2 separate regions of the Homo sapiens genome follow, and region 1 is linked to region 2. The links are chromatin loops, found by intact Hi-C in ENCODE. Cell type or tissue: heart right ventricle. All regions are shown on one strand. Each heading gives the region's core, and the rest is flanking DNA. Links, peaks and the distances in the headings are about the cores only. Region 1 holds the start of LOC107985358 (a long non-coding RNA gene). Region 2 overlaps CAPN9 (calpain 9).

Region 1 (5,000 bases), core at 1-5,000, 99 kb after region 2:
ACTGTAACATGGGACAATCAGCCAACAGATAAGGTAAGTTGCATTTCTGGAATGGTAAACCTCCCAATGTGTTGTCTTATCTGTGGGAAACCTGCTGGGCCCCAGGCTGTCTGTTTATGCTTATCTTGTGCCTCTCTACACTTAAAAAATTAATAAACAAATTCGCCAGGGAGGCTAGACAAACAACAAATATGACTTCTAGAAATAAAAAAATATGATAATTAACCAGAAACTCAATGTGCAGGTGGAAAAGAGTTTAGACACAACTAAAGAAGGAATTAGTGACCTAGAAGACAGACTGTGAAATTATCGAGAATGCAGCAAATACAGAGGATAGGGTGAGCCTGTCTAAACAAGAGATCTAGATGGAGATGATAGAGGAATGAAAGAAAAGCACAATTGAAGAAATAATATATAAAAATGTTCCAGAATGGATGAAAGATACCAATTCTCAGATTCAGAAAACCTATCAAATCCTAAGGATAATAATAAAAAAAGAAGTTCTACTGGACATATCATAGCAGAACTTACTTAGCACACCAAAGTCACACAGAAGATCTTAAAAGCAGCCAGAGAAAAAAGGCATTAACTACAAAGAAATAACAATTAAATTAACGGCTAACTTAATAATGCAACTCAAAAGACAACACTCAAAGTGCTGAGAATTCTGTTAATACATCCAGCAAACTGACCTTACAAACAGAAGCAATACAGTTATTTTCAGACAAACACAAACTGAGAAATTATTAAAAAAATAAATTATCATCAACAGTTAGAAGACTAAAAAGTCTTCTAACATGAATTTCAGAAGAATGATTCAAGAAGGATGAGCTGACATTCAAAAATGAACAGTAAGCAATGACAAACATGTAGGGTAATTCCCAGAGGACGATGATGATTTAAAACAATAAAAATGACCAGTTTTTAAGATTTTAAAAAAAACGTAATAGAAGTACGAGCGAGGAAACAAAAATATATACTATGAGAAGGGATGGTTGGTGTTAATGTGTTCTAAGTTCCGCGTATTGTCCAGGAGAAGGCTCGAGAACATAAATCAACTTTAGATTCCATTAAGTAACCAGTAAGGTTACTCAATATGTACAGAAATAAAGGGCACAACTTCCAAATTAGTAGAGGGGACAAAATGGAATAAAGATGGAAAACAGATCCCCAGAAGTCTAAAATACGAAGAAGGTGAAAAAAGAAGGGAGGAAGAAAAGATGGGAGGAAGGAAATAAGGGAAGAAAACTGGAACAAAGAGAAAGTATAAAATAAGAGTCAAATGCATTGACAGTTAGAATCACTGTAAATTTAATAAAGTACCTAATTAAAAGACAAAGATTATCTCACTGCATAAGAAACCAAAAACTGAAATCCAGGGAAGAAGAAGGAAGAAAAGTGCCAAGAGGCTGAGCCTTTAAAATGATAGAATGGAAAGCAAACTTACACATTGATTTTTGAAATCCTAACCATGAAATCTTTTAAATAATGATTTCTTTTTTAAGAGGGCGGGGGAAGCAGGGGTGGAATAGGGCTGGACATGGGGGCTGAAATCCTAGCACTTTGGAAGGTTGAGGGGGAAGGAGTGCATGAGGCTAGGAGTTCAACACTAGCCTAGGCAACATAGTGAGACCCATCTCCACAGAAAAAGAAAAAGAAAAGAAAAATTGACCAGGCATGGTGGTGTGCGCCTGAAATCCCAGCTACTCAGGAAGCAGCCTGAGGCATAGGATCGCTTGAGTCCAGGAGTCGAAGACTGCAGTGAGCTATAATTGTGCCACTGCACTCCACCCTGGGCAACACAGTAAGACCCTGTTTCAAAAATAGTAATAGTAATAATAAAATAAAATATAAATTAAAAAAACAAATAAATATTGGGGCTTTCTAACTTTTTAAATCATAAAGGACATTTATGTAGTATATTTTAAAATCCAACCAATTCCTTTGTACTTGCTGCTGGAAAACATTCAGTGAATACTTTCTGTTTTCATTCAAAATTATATGGCAGAGATGTACAAACTTAATTTTTCACAGAAAACTGCAAAAACACTGGCTTTTAATGGTCCTCAGGATGTTTTTAAGAAAGTTAGAAAATAATGTACATTTCTACTCACACTTGTATCTAGCCTTAATTATACTTTATATTATAAAATGAAAATGTTCTTATTCCTAAAAGTATCATACATCATATCTTGGATAAAACGATGTGTGTGTTTTAAGGTTAAATGTTCACTTAGCAACTCAAATTTTTATTTTTAATAAACCACAGAACCAAGACTAAGTAGAAGAGAACATGATATTTCTCCAGTCTCCGGTTAACATCTTCAAGAATCAAGACGACGGGCGGGGAGATACCTCATGAAATGCATCGGGATTCCCAGGATTAAAAAGCGAGGGTAACTTTTCTTCTAATCCTTGTACTATTTGTGGCCAAACAGAATTCACCAAAAAGTCATATCCAGGAACAGTATTGCCTTTTTCACTGTAAAATAAGGGCACATATCAGTAAAATATACCATAATCTACTTACAAAGAGCAAATTTCCACTGTGTTGCTTCTGCCAAAAGATCCGCAGTCTAAAACTTATTTCAACTTTTTAAAAAAACCGTATTTGTAATTTAGTTTGTTTCCAGACTCAAGTTTCTATTTCACTCCTTAATTTCAGTCTCACCTCAAACCTGGCAAATCTCCTAGATCCTGACTCCTCCAGCTGGTGTCAAGGCTAAGGGAAGCCACATAAAATCACCTTGGTACACTTTTCCCTCTAAAATACTTCCCAACCCCTTTATACTCCTATCTTGGAAACAAAAAGTACAGTAGTCTAATACCACAGGAAAAATAACCTTCACATTACTGAACACCACTAAACCACACAGCATTGTAAGTTATGCTAATTTATAAATTACTAACAGCTTTGTATTTACTAAGCTATCTCTAAGATTACTTTCAGTTCTAAAATTCTATGACTATCAAATGTGAAATCTTATCACAAATCTTGACACAAAAACCTGTTAACAGATTAATGTTTTATTTTGTGTGTGTGCCTGTCTTGTTTTGTCTTTTTTTAGCACCAGACTTTTAAATTCCAAATTCCCAAATGTAGATGACAGGCAGCACTGACAGAAAGCATGCGCTTTGGAGCTGGTGTGCCTGATTCAGATATTGGAGGGCGGGCAAATCATTTAACTTCTCTGTGCTTGGTTTCTTCATCTTTAAAATGGTGATGATCATAGTACCAACTTCACAAAGTCATTATAAGAATTAATATTTGTAAAGTACTTAGGATAGTGCCTAACATATAGTAAAAGCCCTATGTTAGTAACGGTTAAATAACGGAGATTCCTTAAGTCGCTCACAAACTCAAAGATCCATAAACATCCATTCTAGGCAAACACCATTTCACTAATCTGCCCACTTTGTTTCATATTGGGTATTCTGCTCTATTTCAAGGTAATTTTTTAAAATGGCAAACAATTTAATAAATGTTCTATTTTAGCAAAACTGGGAGTTTTGTAGCTAAGTTGCCATGTCAAAACGGGACTTAACATTCTGGTAAGTATTAAAATAAATTTTTTTAAAGTTTTCATAATTTTCCTGCTTAACAAAAATTATCAAGACAGATAAGTTATCAAGGAAGCTTTGCTTCACTGTCCAGGAAGAGCTAGCAAATAATGTTATTATAGTTTCACCTAAGTATTGTTAGGAAATTACTGGTGGGGGTGGAGGAGGGCCAGGAAGGGGAAAGAAGATGACTGCCTCCCATATATCCAATTCCACACATCATATTATACACTTCCAAATAATAGGAAGAGCAGGCTCTGTTAAGGTATCTAGAGAAAGAAAGCACAAAATTGAGGACTCCAAACTACAGATATACATAATGTAATCACTATTAAATGACAACATTTCCTCATTCCCAAAGTTAATGTCTAATCAAATCCCCAAAGAGAGAATGTAAAACCTGCAAGATTAACAGTTGATGGATTAGAAAAGCTCATCTGTATTCTCTGGAGGAGAAATCACGAATGTTGTTGGTGTTGCCAGTTATAAAGCTCATGAAGGGTGGCACATGATAAAAGAAAGGAGTGACAAGGGGAGCACCAAGCTGGAAATCTGAAGCCAGGAGCCGAGCAAGGGAAGGAAAGGGATATGCAGAACCTGCAACACAGTGACAGGCTAGCGGCAGATGATGATCTCGCAAGGTACAGTTCAGATTCCTCAAATCTCTAAGCCTTCTACATGAATTCCCCCACACTAAAAACTGTGGAAAAGATCCACTAAAGCTTTGAAGCTTGACATCTCTGGACCCAGACTGGCCCTGTCAAATCTAATGGCTGATTGTTTCATATCTATGGCTTCATTTTACATCATGATTTCTACTATGTTCTTATCCCCAAATCCAACTAAATCCTTATGATTACTAAACAAAAGTAGCAAAACTAGACTTCATCTTAGGTGGTACAGAGGAAACAGAGAGGGTACTGCAAAGGCCAAGCAGCATATTAATTACCCCATATTTCTGCAAAGAACAAAAACTCAAGGCCAAATACATTGCTTGCTCCATGAAAACAGAGACCTTATTTGCCTTTCGATCATTAAACATAGTTAATTCTTTCATTTTGCAAGCACTAACTGGGCAGCTGCTAGCTCTAAGACACTGTGTCAAGAGGCAGGGGAAGGTGTGAGCAGCGGAGAGGTGATCATAATGCAACATGGAAATCAGTACTCAGCAGACCCAAGAGCAACACATCCTGCAATCCAGAGGACATGATGAATGCTGAACATTAGGAGAAAAAATGGCCTTTTTTTTTTTTTAAGATGGGGTTTTGTCATGTTGCCCAGGCTGGTCTTGAACTCCTGGCCTCAAGCGATTCACCTGCCTTGGCCTCCCAAAGTGCTGGGATCACAGGTGTGAGCCACTACGCCCGGTCAAGGATGGTCTCTTGAAGGAGGTGGTATCTGAGCTGGAGCTTCATGTGGAGAGGCAGTTTGACAGGAAA
Region 2 (10,968 bases), core at 4,156-9,155:
AACTCAGATGGAGAACTCTGAAATGCAGTGTGGTTCCCACCTACCTCATAAATGGCATAGCCGATTGTCAGCACATTGGCACCAAATCTCTTGAGTTTCCTTCTATCTTTCTGCATCAGGGCTACAAGGAAACTACACTCCTCCTGCCCCTCATCTTTCTCAGTCAGAGACAATTTTATTTGTGGATTGGTCCAAAAGGTATCTGTCATTTGGGAGAGGTAGATTATTTTCCCCTTTTAAAAAACAACCCACAAAGACCACACACACACACACACACACACACACACACACACACACACGCACATACACCTATCTGCCCTCATTATATGTCCTACCAAACATGAGAAAGTAATACCTTCTCTCCCTGTTCAATAAGTCCTCCTACCCTACTTTTGATAATCCCCAACGGGAATGCAAAATATCCTCTCTTTCATTTCCACCTTCTCTTCAACCATTTCCTATGCAGTTTCTTAAGGACATTCTTCTGGGTCTAGTCTGCTAAAGCTTGTTCTATCAGTTTTTTTTCCACTTAGTATTTCAAAGGAGAGTGCAGTGGACTTCTGGTTGTCCCCCTGGCATCTACTTGATGGTGGGCCGTTTGAGTAGGATTGACCTCGAGCACTGCTCCAGCATGAATTCTGATTGGTCTGTGCCAGTCCTTTTTGCCACCGAGGATTGGACAAAGCCAATCAATGCATAGCATTCACTGGACAATATTAGTTCAAGGAATTTCCAATTAGAGGGAAGTTGAGGGCTTTTTTTTGATACCCCCAGGAGCTCTTGCTGTTCGTGTGAATGAGGGCTCAGGAAGCCCTGGATACTGCTGCCAGCCCTCCTGTGATTATAAAGAAAGCCAGACAGAGAAAGAAGTCAACACATAAAAGAGGGCAGAACAGTGAATTACAAGCAAATGGAACCAGGGCCCTGATAGAACTGTGCCTGAAGCCCACCCTACTTTTCCTCTGAGCTCTTCAATTATGTGAGATAACAAATCCTTTCTATTGCTAAACTGGCATGAGTCATGCTTTCCATTACTTGTAATGGAAAATAACCTAAGTGGTAAAACAAAGGAGGTTTCCCCAAACAATTCTTATCCAACTAAATCTTTGCAGCCTTTTTTCCCCAGTCACTTTTGAAACCTTACTATGTTTCAGGCTTTCTCTGAGGACCCGGCCCTTATCCTTTGGTGTCCTGAGTTGGAAGGGACACTTGGGAGTGGCAGAGAGAGTGACAGGCAGCCTACCTACCCAGGAAATTGCGGCAGCCCCCAGCCGTGGAGCCGCGAACCCAGCTTCCCTGATGGACCGTCACCTCCCATTTGTGGATCGCGTCTTCCTCCAGGGCATCGGGAGTGAGGTTGCAGATCTCCACTTTATCAAAGTGGGCCTTGAAGTCCTTAAATGCCATCCTGCAGCAAAGCGGAGAGACACGATGCACAGGAGGGCAAGAGTGAGGGCATCATCCATTCACTCATTCATTAAATCATTCACTTATTCATTAAATCATCTTGTTCCTGTCCGCAAGGAGTGGGGGGACTGCAAAGTGTGGGGAGATGGAAAATTTTTTAAAAGTAAAATAAAGGTTAAAAAGGTAAAAACCAGGCTAAAAATATAGATTGATTGTAGATGTTAAGTGCTACAGAGAAAAACCAAATTGGGCTGAAGGATGGGAGCGTAGGGGTGGGATGCTATTTTAAACAGGGAGGTAAGAGAAGCCCTTACTGATGGGGCACATTCTGAGTGGAGACCTGAACTACCAGGTCCTGGGCAGGGCAGCTCTCTGGGGGTCTAGGCAGATGGACAGCAAGGCCCCGAGGCAGAGAGGTGCTTGAGGTGCTCACAGAACACCAGGAAGGCACGAGGTGTCTGTAAGGAATAAGATCAAGAGATCATAGTACATCAAATAGGTATAGGGATTTTGGCTTTGACTCTGAGAAGATGGAGAGCTTTTAGAAGGCAGTAAACAGAGGAGTCACATGCTCCATGGCTGCTGTGTTGAGAACAGATTTTGGGGACACAAGTGGAAGCAGAGAGGCAGCTAGGAAGTTAGTGCCGGTGTCCAAGTGAGAGACAAGGGTGGCTTGGTCCAGGCTGATGGTATGGGAGGTGATGAACAGTGGCCAGATTTGAGACACATTCCAAAGGTAAATTTTATAGGATTTGCTAATGGACTGGATGTGGGGAAGGAGCGAATGAAAGGAATCAGGATGTTTGATTTGAGTGACTGGAAGGATGGAGATGGGGAAGGCTGTGGTGGGGCAGTTTGAGAGAGAAGCTCAGGAGGTCAGGTTTGGGCACGTGAATGTGAGATGTCTATTATACATTCAAGGAGAGATGTTAAAGTAGACCATTGAATATGTGACTCTGGAATCCTGGGGAAAGGAGCTGAAGATAGAAACCTGAGAATTAGTGTAAAGATAGTTTTTAAAGTCAAGAGACCAGACGAGACGCCTAAAGAGTGGGAATAGACAGCCAGGAGGGGGACCATGGATGGGGTCCTGGGACACCTCAGTGCTAACAGGTTAGGGAGATGAGAGGGGGCCAGGACAGGATGTTGAGAAGGAGCTCAGGTAGGAGGAGGACCACCAGGGCGTGTGGTCCCCCGCAATCCAGCACGTCAAGGGCTCCTGATGGATCAAGATAATCTGATCGAGCAAAGTGAGAGTCGGTGGCGTCCCTGGCAAGATCAGGGTTAGTGGGGTGGTGGGGCACACTCATAGCTGAGTGGAGTCGAGAGAGTAAGGGAGAAGAGGAACTGGCGGGCTTGCTGTAGAGGACAGGAGAGAGCTGGGTTGGTCACTTGAGTGGGTCAAGAGAGGCTTTTTTTTTCTTTGCAGGTAGGAGAAATGATAGTGTTGGAGTGCTAAGGGGAATGATTCAGAAGAAGGGGGGAATTCATACGTAAGGGGAGAGAAGAGAGTTGCAGGAGGTACATCCTAGAGCTGGTGAAGAATGGAAAGAGGCTACACAGGGCTTCAGAGTCAGGATTCCAGGAGGAAGGGCTCCACGCACAGAGTGCATGATTTAACACCACCCATCACCTTGGGCAGGCTCAGCCCTGGTGTTGGGGCTGCTCCTTCAAGAGGGGCAGGGCAATGGATCACTCACATGGACGCTCTTCTTTGTGGAGCTTCCTGCTGTGAATTTCCGAGTTTCCTCTGCCCGGCTTCTCCCACCGTCTGCACCAGACCTTCTTTCCACTAGCCTGACCTCAGGTAGCCTCTCAAACTCTGGTTTCTACCTCCTGCTCATATGCAGCAATTACTGTGATGGTACTAATTCCAGAACTCAGCTTTCTTCCTGCAGTTTTTGCTCCTCTCTTGTAACCCCCTAACTCAAAGTCCCCTGTACTTCAAAATTCAAAGTTTATCTGTAATTTCTAATTTGACAGCTTGGGAATCTCTCAAGCACCCTGCATGTGTTCCACAAATCTGGGGAACCTAAACCCTCATGGTTCCCGAGGCAGAGATGGCTGGCAGTCATCAGCACAGGACCAAGACTGCACCCCACTCCTTCCATTTGGGAGTAGAATGTGAGCCGTGACGCATTTACTTCTGAGTCAAGATTTTTAGAAAGTGAGAGTGTCTTTTTCAATGTTTTATTTTATTCTTCTCTTCTGCTGGCTATGTGCAGATGATGACGTGACCTTAGAAGATGGCAGAGCCACACAATAGAAGGCGTTTGGGTTCCTGAATCACTGTATGAACAGAGCCACCCACAGAATATGAACATCCTCCCTGGACTGTCATAATGAGTGAGGAAAAAACTTTACTGTGTTTGAGCCTTTATATATTTGGGGTCTATTCACTACTGCAGCTAGTGTTACCTTGAGTCATTGGTGCCTTGAATTACAGAACTGCCACAACGAAATTCTAAAATATGTTAGCAGTTGAGCAAGAGGGATCATGGAACTGTTCGAGCTGGAAAATGGTTATCTATGTTATGCAGTGGCAAAACATTGGGTAAATCTGTTGCATGTTGTTATGGACTGAATGTTTGTGGTCTCCCCTAAATTCATATGTTGAATCCTAACCCTCGAAGTAGTAGTGTCAGGAGGTGGGGCCTTTGGGAGGTGACTAGGTTGTGAGGGTGGAGCCCTCATGGATGGGGTTAGTGCCATTATAAAAGAGGCCCCAGAGAGCTGCCTTGCCCTCTTTCTACCATGTGAGGACAGAGTGAGAAGGATCCATCTATAAATCAGAAACAGGGCCCTCCACAGATATAGGTACTGCCTGTGTCATCTTCTTGGACTTCCTGGTATCTAGAACTGTGAGAAATAAATTCCTGTTCTTTGTAAGCCACTCAGTCTATGGTATTTTTTTATAGCCACCCAAATAGACTAAGACAACTATAAAAATACAGAAGGCAGAACAAATCACTACTGAGGCTGTGTTCTATGGGAAAAGAATGAAAAAGGCTGGAATAGTCATGGTTTTGGGTTGTAGTATTTTTTTTTTTTTTTTTTGAGATGGAGTATCACTCTGTTGTCCAGGCTAGAGTGCAGTGATGCAATCTCGGCTCACTGCAAGCTCCACCTCCTGGGTTCACGCCATTCTCCTGCCTCAGCCTCCCAAGTAGCTGGGACTATAGGCACTCACCACCACCCCTGGCTAATTTTTTGTATTTTTAGCAGGGGTGGGGTTTCACTGTGTTAGCCAGGATGGTTTCAATCTCCTGACCTCGTGATCCACCCGCCTTGGCCTCCCAAAGTGCTGGGATTACAGGCGTGAGCCACCGTGCCCTGCTGTTGTATTTTAAAAGCTGTTACAAGAAAGAGATGAGCTCAGGCAAGACTTGATTGGTTGGAGCACATGAAAGGGAATAGAGCCAGAAACCAGAAATTTGTGGTCTCACAGGGTTAGAAGGGCCAACTTCTAGAACCCAAACAGGAAGAAATAAGACTGAAAAAGATTCTAGAGATGAAGGCCCAATACAAATGTTCAATTAAACAAAGAGATTCAGGCCAAGGGAAAGTCCAGAGTAGAAATGTTTACTTCCTACGTAGGTCGATATCTTTAGATGCTCTCAGGGCAGCTGCCTTCAAAGGTACCTCTCATCAAGATGGGTGTGGAGGGAATGGATCCTGTGAGCAGTAGGGCTGCCTGTCTTCAAATTCACTGTGTAAACCTGGATGACAAAGAGTGCCAAGGAGGTGTGTCAGGCTAGAGACCAGAGGCTCTTCCTCTATTGGATTGCAGGAACCCCCTGAAGACTCTTCAACAAACCGAGAGCTGGGGTGAGCCCCCACCAAGACAGGAGGGAGATTAAATTTCCCTCTAATCTGGGTGTATATGAGGAGTCTGAGACAGATGAATTTGATTTGCCAAAAATGGAGAGAGAAGGCTGGGCGTGGTGGCTCATACCTGTAATTCCAGCACTTTGGGAGGCCAAGGTGGGTGGTTTCTCTGAGGTCAGGGGTTCGAGACTAGCCTGGCCAACACGGTGAAACCCCATCTCTACTAAAGATACAAAATGAGTCGGGCGTGGTGGCGCATGCCTGTACTCTCAGCTGCTTGGGAGGCTGAGGCAGGAGTATCACTTGAACCTGGGAGGCAGAGGTTGCAGTGAGACGAGATCGCACCACTGCACTCCAGCCTGGGCAATAAGAACAAAACTCCGTCTCAAAAAAAAAAAAAAAAAAAGAAAGAAAGAAAGAAAAAGGAAAGCGAGAGAGAAGCACAGTGCTCCTTACGCCCCAGGGCCATGGGACTTGCTCGTATCTGCAGTTAACACAGGAACAAGCACGGTACCAGAATTCCCCATCATCCAGAGCAGTGTGACACAGACGCTTCTGCTCAGCTGGACCAACAGAACGCCACTCCGGAGAACTAGGAGTAAACAAAATTGGTGTTCAGGCAGAGGTCATGATGAAGAGCAACAATGGCCTTGATGTGGAACCCACAGTGTGCGGTTATGGAGGAAATAAGACCTGCTTAGTAACTACTCACTGGGTCCCAAAAATGCACCCAGGGATGTAGCGGCAGGTGAGCCACTGGCCCCCAAATAAGAGGGCTGGTCAGAAAGTACATCTCCAAGTGTTGCTGATGGATAAAATACCCCTGAGGATGATCTGAACCACCGACATGGAAGATTATCTTGGGATAGTCACAAGGCATTGCATGCCCGTGGGGTAGCAGAAGAGCCCGGCTGGAAGCCACAAGTCTGCTGACTTTCGTGCTTGGCCTCCAACTTGCCATGTGACCTGGAGCAGTACTTGGCCCTTCCTTAATGGACAAGCTGACACTTGGAAAGGTGATAATGCCTTACACCTGCCCATGCTTGATGTTGTCTGTACCCGGCACCTTTTGTATGTGACCTCGCTGGCAAGCCAGGTGGGGTTCTGTGAGCTAGGTGTGCCCGTCCTGCAGATAAGAGGGCTCAGGTAGGCCCATGGAAACACTCTCAGGGAAGAGTAGGGGTAGGAATGGCTGCCTGTCACTCTCCAAACTCAGGATTTGTGACTCCAAGTTCATTGCATTTTCTGTGACTCCCACAGCCGCCTCCAAATAGTTCAAAGTAGGTCACCACTGTTGCGGTGCTACAGCCAACGTGGCAGCTCCCTCTCATCCTGTGATCTCAACTCAACCTCAGGGGAGTGCTCAGGTGATCCAAGGGGAGGATCAGCCGGGACCTGTCTCCAGGTGCTCGGGCCAGGGTCAGAAGAGTGGAACTGGCAGCCATTATTTTCTTTTGGAGCCATTATCCTAAGTGGCTCACACCCAGATAATTGGCCTGACAGGCTGGCCATGCGGTGCCTTCAACCCTACTCACATGTCACCAGCAGCACAGCGAAGTCAGGGAGTCGGGATGGCGCCTGCCCCTCCCATCACCCATGGAGGCTGCATGAGTGGAAGACAAATTTTATTCCAGCCTTGGCTCTCAGTCACTTTCTTGATTTCTACCTCTGTGAGTCCCAGAAAATGGGAGACAATGGCCCATTTTCCCTTTATAGGCTACGATCTCAAAGTTGAGGGGCACTGCACATCTTACAACGTGACGCAGTCTCACTAATTTTGGTTTCAGTAGTTCTCTGTGCTTTCCATTTCTGCCAGGAGAGGGAGGCCAATCTCTTTCCTCCTCAACCCATCTCAGCTCATCTCTGCCAATGCTTCTTGGTTCTCAGAAGGCGGCAGCCAAGGCCAGAGCAGAGGATGGTGGGACGAGAGCCTCCATGGGGACAATGACAGCCTGGAAAGCACAGGCCTGTGTGCCCTGCCCTCACGCTGGGGTCTGGCTAATACAGCAGCGGCTGCACCATGTCTGGCGACCTGGTAGCTGTGTCTGGACTGAAGACAAACACTGGCTCAGTTTTAACCAAGTTCTAGACTAGCTTCAGATTTCCCCAGAAGCTCAGGGGCCATGGATGTGGCAGGAAAGGGCTTCAGGAGCCCAACAAGCAGCGGACGAGCAACAGCTTCAGGCAGGCCCTGCCACGCACCCACACAAACATCCCTGGTTCTTAGTCACCTGGTCCACTTCCCAAGGGACCAGAGCTGGAGGAGCTGTGGGGACACACACAGAAAAGGCAGACCTTTCTTGATAACTGGGGGCCAAAACTCTGGTTAACAGCTCTGTAATAGATAAAATTCCAATTCCATGTCCTCTATTTTTTTTCCTTTAAAAAAAAAAAAAAAAAAGAGATGGGGTCAACATGCTCTGTTGCCCAGGCTGGAATGCAGTGGTGCAATCATAGCTCCCTGCAGCCTCAATCTCTCATACTCAAGTGATCCTCCCACCTCGGCTTGCTGACGTGTTGGAATTATAGGCATGAGCCACCATGCTCAGCCTCACTTCTATTTCTCTGCTGGGCTATTGGGCCTCTGCCATGGTCAGTGACCATCAGAGAGAATCCTATAGTTACATGCTAGGTAATATTTCAGGGATTCCGACACTCCAAATACACACACACACACAAACACACACGCACTTATGCATATGCACACTGCTTACTGGAGTTACTCACAACTACAGATAAAGCTTTTCACCATATCACTGGGTTATAAACATCACCATGGGAGGTAACACATTTATGTATTGACATAAATACAATTCGTGAAAGTTAGAGTGCTGTTGTAAAAGTCTTTCTTGAGAATCAACCTTGATGCAAGGTGGGCCTGAGGGCTGAAAGGGGAGGAAGAAGGGGCACCTCAGAATCGGGACAGGATCCTGAGTCAGAGCCCGGGAGGATAGTAGACAGGCCACTCCTTCACATGTCTGCACAAGCCAGCTCTGGCCCCACACGCCCCGGGAACCAGCCAGAGAGGCAGGATAGGGTGACTGACCTGTCGCTCCACGACCCGTTCCACTCAACCTGGCCCCAAGGGTTCCGGATTCGGATGAGCTCGATTCTCTGGCCTCGGAAGCTTACCTAGAAGGGAAAAGCATGAGGGAAGTGTGAAATGATAAATATGGTGGAGGTTTGGCCACATTCATCTATGAGCTCCAGGTGGACCAGCTCCATCCAGAACTGGTTCTGTTGAAAGTCTCTTGCCTAAAATGCTGCTGAAGGTATGTAGAAGTTCGCCAGTTCTTAACCAGCCCTTGGAACCTTCTAATTCCTATTGAATAATTGCTACTATTGCCAATGATATTATATTAAGCACCAAAATGCTTATGCCACATCTGGGAAGTAAAGTAGAATTGCAATTAACAAGAAATTAGTCCATATGAATCTAAAAATGGGTTTCTCTCTAGACTTGGATCTCCCTAGAGGCAGGAGCCAAGTCTTAGGCATCTTCAGCATCTAGCAGAGTGAATGGTAAAGAGTAGTCCTCAAAGGTGCTCATGGAACTATTACTGAACTTTCTTCATCCTAGCATCCCATGCACAGATGAATGATAAGAAAATAAGCACATGTTGGGGATTTAAACACAACAATAAACAAAAACAGCTTTTACGTCTTCTAGACCCAATATTCTCCTTATTTCAGGTGTCTGTGAGGATTCCTGCTGTTCACCTCAATCACCCTTGAGCCTGTGTGCCCTCAGGCTCTGCCTGGGAGCAGGGACAAGGGCCAATGCATTTGAGAAGGGTTTTAGAGGAGAGAGGGTGAAAGTAAAAGACTTCTAGTTATCAACTAACCAGAAACTGTAGCAGTCAGAATGTTTTATCCTCATGCATTTGGCATAAATTATATTTTGGATGTGTAAAAATTCAAGTAACATCAACTCTTCGGAGTCCAAGATGTGGCTTGTGGCTCACCATTAAAGGGGCTCATTTAATTTGAAAGGTTCAGGGCAGGTGAGTTCCTTGTAGGGGGGAGAGGAAGCAAAATCAAGCAAACCAAGATGATGAGAGGTTTCTGTTGTTACGTGGAATACGTAGAAGATCTAACCTAGAAACATCACATGCCTGCTTGAGTGAGCAATCTGCAAGTCATCTATGGATGGTGAAGGAGGACAAAGGAGCCAACACAAATAGCTAACATTCTAAAGAATCCCAAAGAGTCCAACGGCGTCTCACACCTTGGCTCCAGTGAGGAGGAAGGGCAGGGTCTCCCTTCAGTGTTCTTTACTCCCCACGCATTCAGAGGATGTCACTCAAAAGGTGGGTGGCTACAGAAGACCAGGTGCATCTGCACCTTCTAAGTACTGGGCTTGAGACTGGTCCAGGGAGGCATGGAGTGGGCAAGGCAGGCTGCTGGGCTTTGCTGAGCTTGAGTCTGGCAGAGTGATACCTTTGGCTTCTTGTCCTCCTCTTTCATTCAATTCTTTCTTTCTCTTCCCCTTGTGCCCCTCAAGGATCTCTCCTCCTAACCAACAGCTCCCTTGAAGTCAGGGTGGTGCTGTGTGGAGTCTGGGTGTCCCCCAGGATCAGTTCCACCCTGGGCTACAGCTACAAGAATGGGACTCGTGGTGATTAATTTTATGTGTCAACTTGACTGGGCCATGGGGTGCCCAGATATTTGCTTTAAGGTTATTCTGGTTGTGTCTGCAAGGGTGCTTCTGGGTGACATGAAATTTAAGTTGATTGAGTAAAACAGATTGCCCTCCCCAGTGTAGGTGGGCCTCATCTCATCTGTGAAGACCTGACCAGAACAAAAAGGCAGAGGAAGGGGGAATTCACTCTCTCTTCCTGGGTGCCTGAGCTGGGACATCCGTCTCTCCTGCCCTCAGACTGGGACTTTTACCATTGGTGTTCCTGGTGGCTAGGCCTTCCTTTCAGACTCAGACCAGAACTACACCACTGGCTTTCTTGGGCCTCCAGTTTGCAGAGAGCAGATCGTGGGACTTCTTACTCTTCACAATTGCATGAGCCAATGCCTTACAATAAATCGTATTACAGGTGATCCTGGAACAATGTCAGGGGTTGGGGTGCCAACCCTCCTGCATTGTCAAAAAATCTTGTATTCCCTAAAGCTGAACTCCGAATAGCCTACCATTGACCAGAAGTCTTATCGATAACGTAAAGAACCAATTAACATGTTTTATAATTATTTATATTATATACTGTATTCTTACAATAAATAAGCCAGAGAAAAGAAATGTTATCAAGAAAATCATAGGGAAGAGGAAATACATTTACTATTTATTAAGTGGAACTGGGTCATTGTAAAGGTCTTCATCCTTATTATCTTCATGTTGAGTAGGCTGAGAAGGAGGAGGAGGAGTTGGTCTTGCTGTCTCAGGGGTGGTAGAGATGGAAGAAAATCCCCATATAAGTTCAAGCCTGTGTTGCTCAAGGGTCAACTGTGTGATGTAGATAGATAGATAGATAGATAGATAGATAGATAGATAGATAGATAGATAGATAGATAGATAGATAGGTGTGTGTGTGTTTAATTGTATGTATATATATTTGGTTCCCTAGTGATTCTATTTCTCTGAAGAATCCTGACTAACACAGGACTGAAGGAGAATTGGGAAAGAAAGGAAATTAAAAATAAACAAAGACCAGGCGCTTACAGCTGCTAAACGAGTTTTGTGCTGCGGTGGAATCACATGGTTTCTCTCTTTCCTGGCTTGCCGTT

The links. Hi-C counts contacts between places; a loop is a spot of excess contacts. Peaks named below come from ENCODE experiments on the same cell type or tissue, not always from the same donor. Only the 100,000 strongest peaks of a DNase experiment are listed, where the experiment ranks them.
Region 1: a loop joins it to region 2, with 2.8 times the contacts of the local background. A loop is called at or near these places in 11 of 110 quality-filtered maps.

What each region holds. Positions count from the first base shown.
Region 1 is chr1:230,672,480-230,677,479 of GRCh38, reverse strand. COG2 (component of oligomeric golgi complex 2) reads right to left here. Exons shown (of 18, transcript NM_007357.3): 9 at 2,356-2,482. It overlaps LOC107985358 (a long non-coding RNA gene), which reads left to right and starts at 1,107. Exons shown (of 2, transcript XR_001738517.1): 1 at 1,107-1,194; 2 at 2,270-2,535. In heart right ventricle, for the core only: no CTCF peak of the experiment used is centred there; no DNase peak of the experiment used is centred there.
Region 2 is chr1:230,769,413-230,780,380 of GRCh38, reverse strand. It overlaps CAPN9 (calpain 9), which reads right to left. Exons shown (of 20, transcript NM_006615.3): 7 at 8,282-8,367; 8 at 5,750-5,827; 9 at 1,248-1,408; 10 at 45-202. CAPN9-AS1 (CAPN9 antisense RNA 1) reads left to right here. Exons shown (of 2, transcript XR_001738518.2): 2 at 3,633-4,300. Among named protein-coding and RNA genes, the nearest start is that of CAPN9-AS1, 20 kb to the left of the region's middle. RefSeq lists a silencer at 1,968-2,113. In heart right ventricle, for the core only: CTCF peaks have their summits at 6,854 and 7,057 (motif pointing right); a DNase peak (open chromatin) is centred at 7,140; H3K27ac peaks cover 465 bases.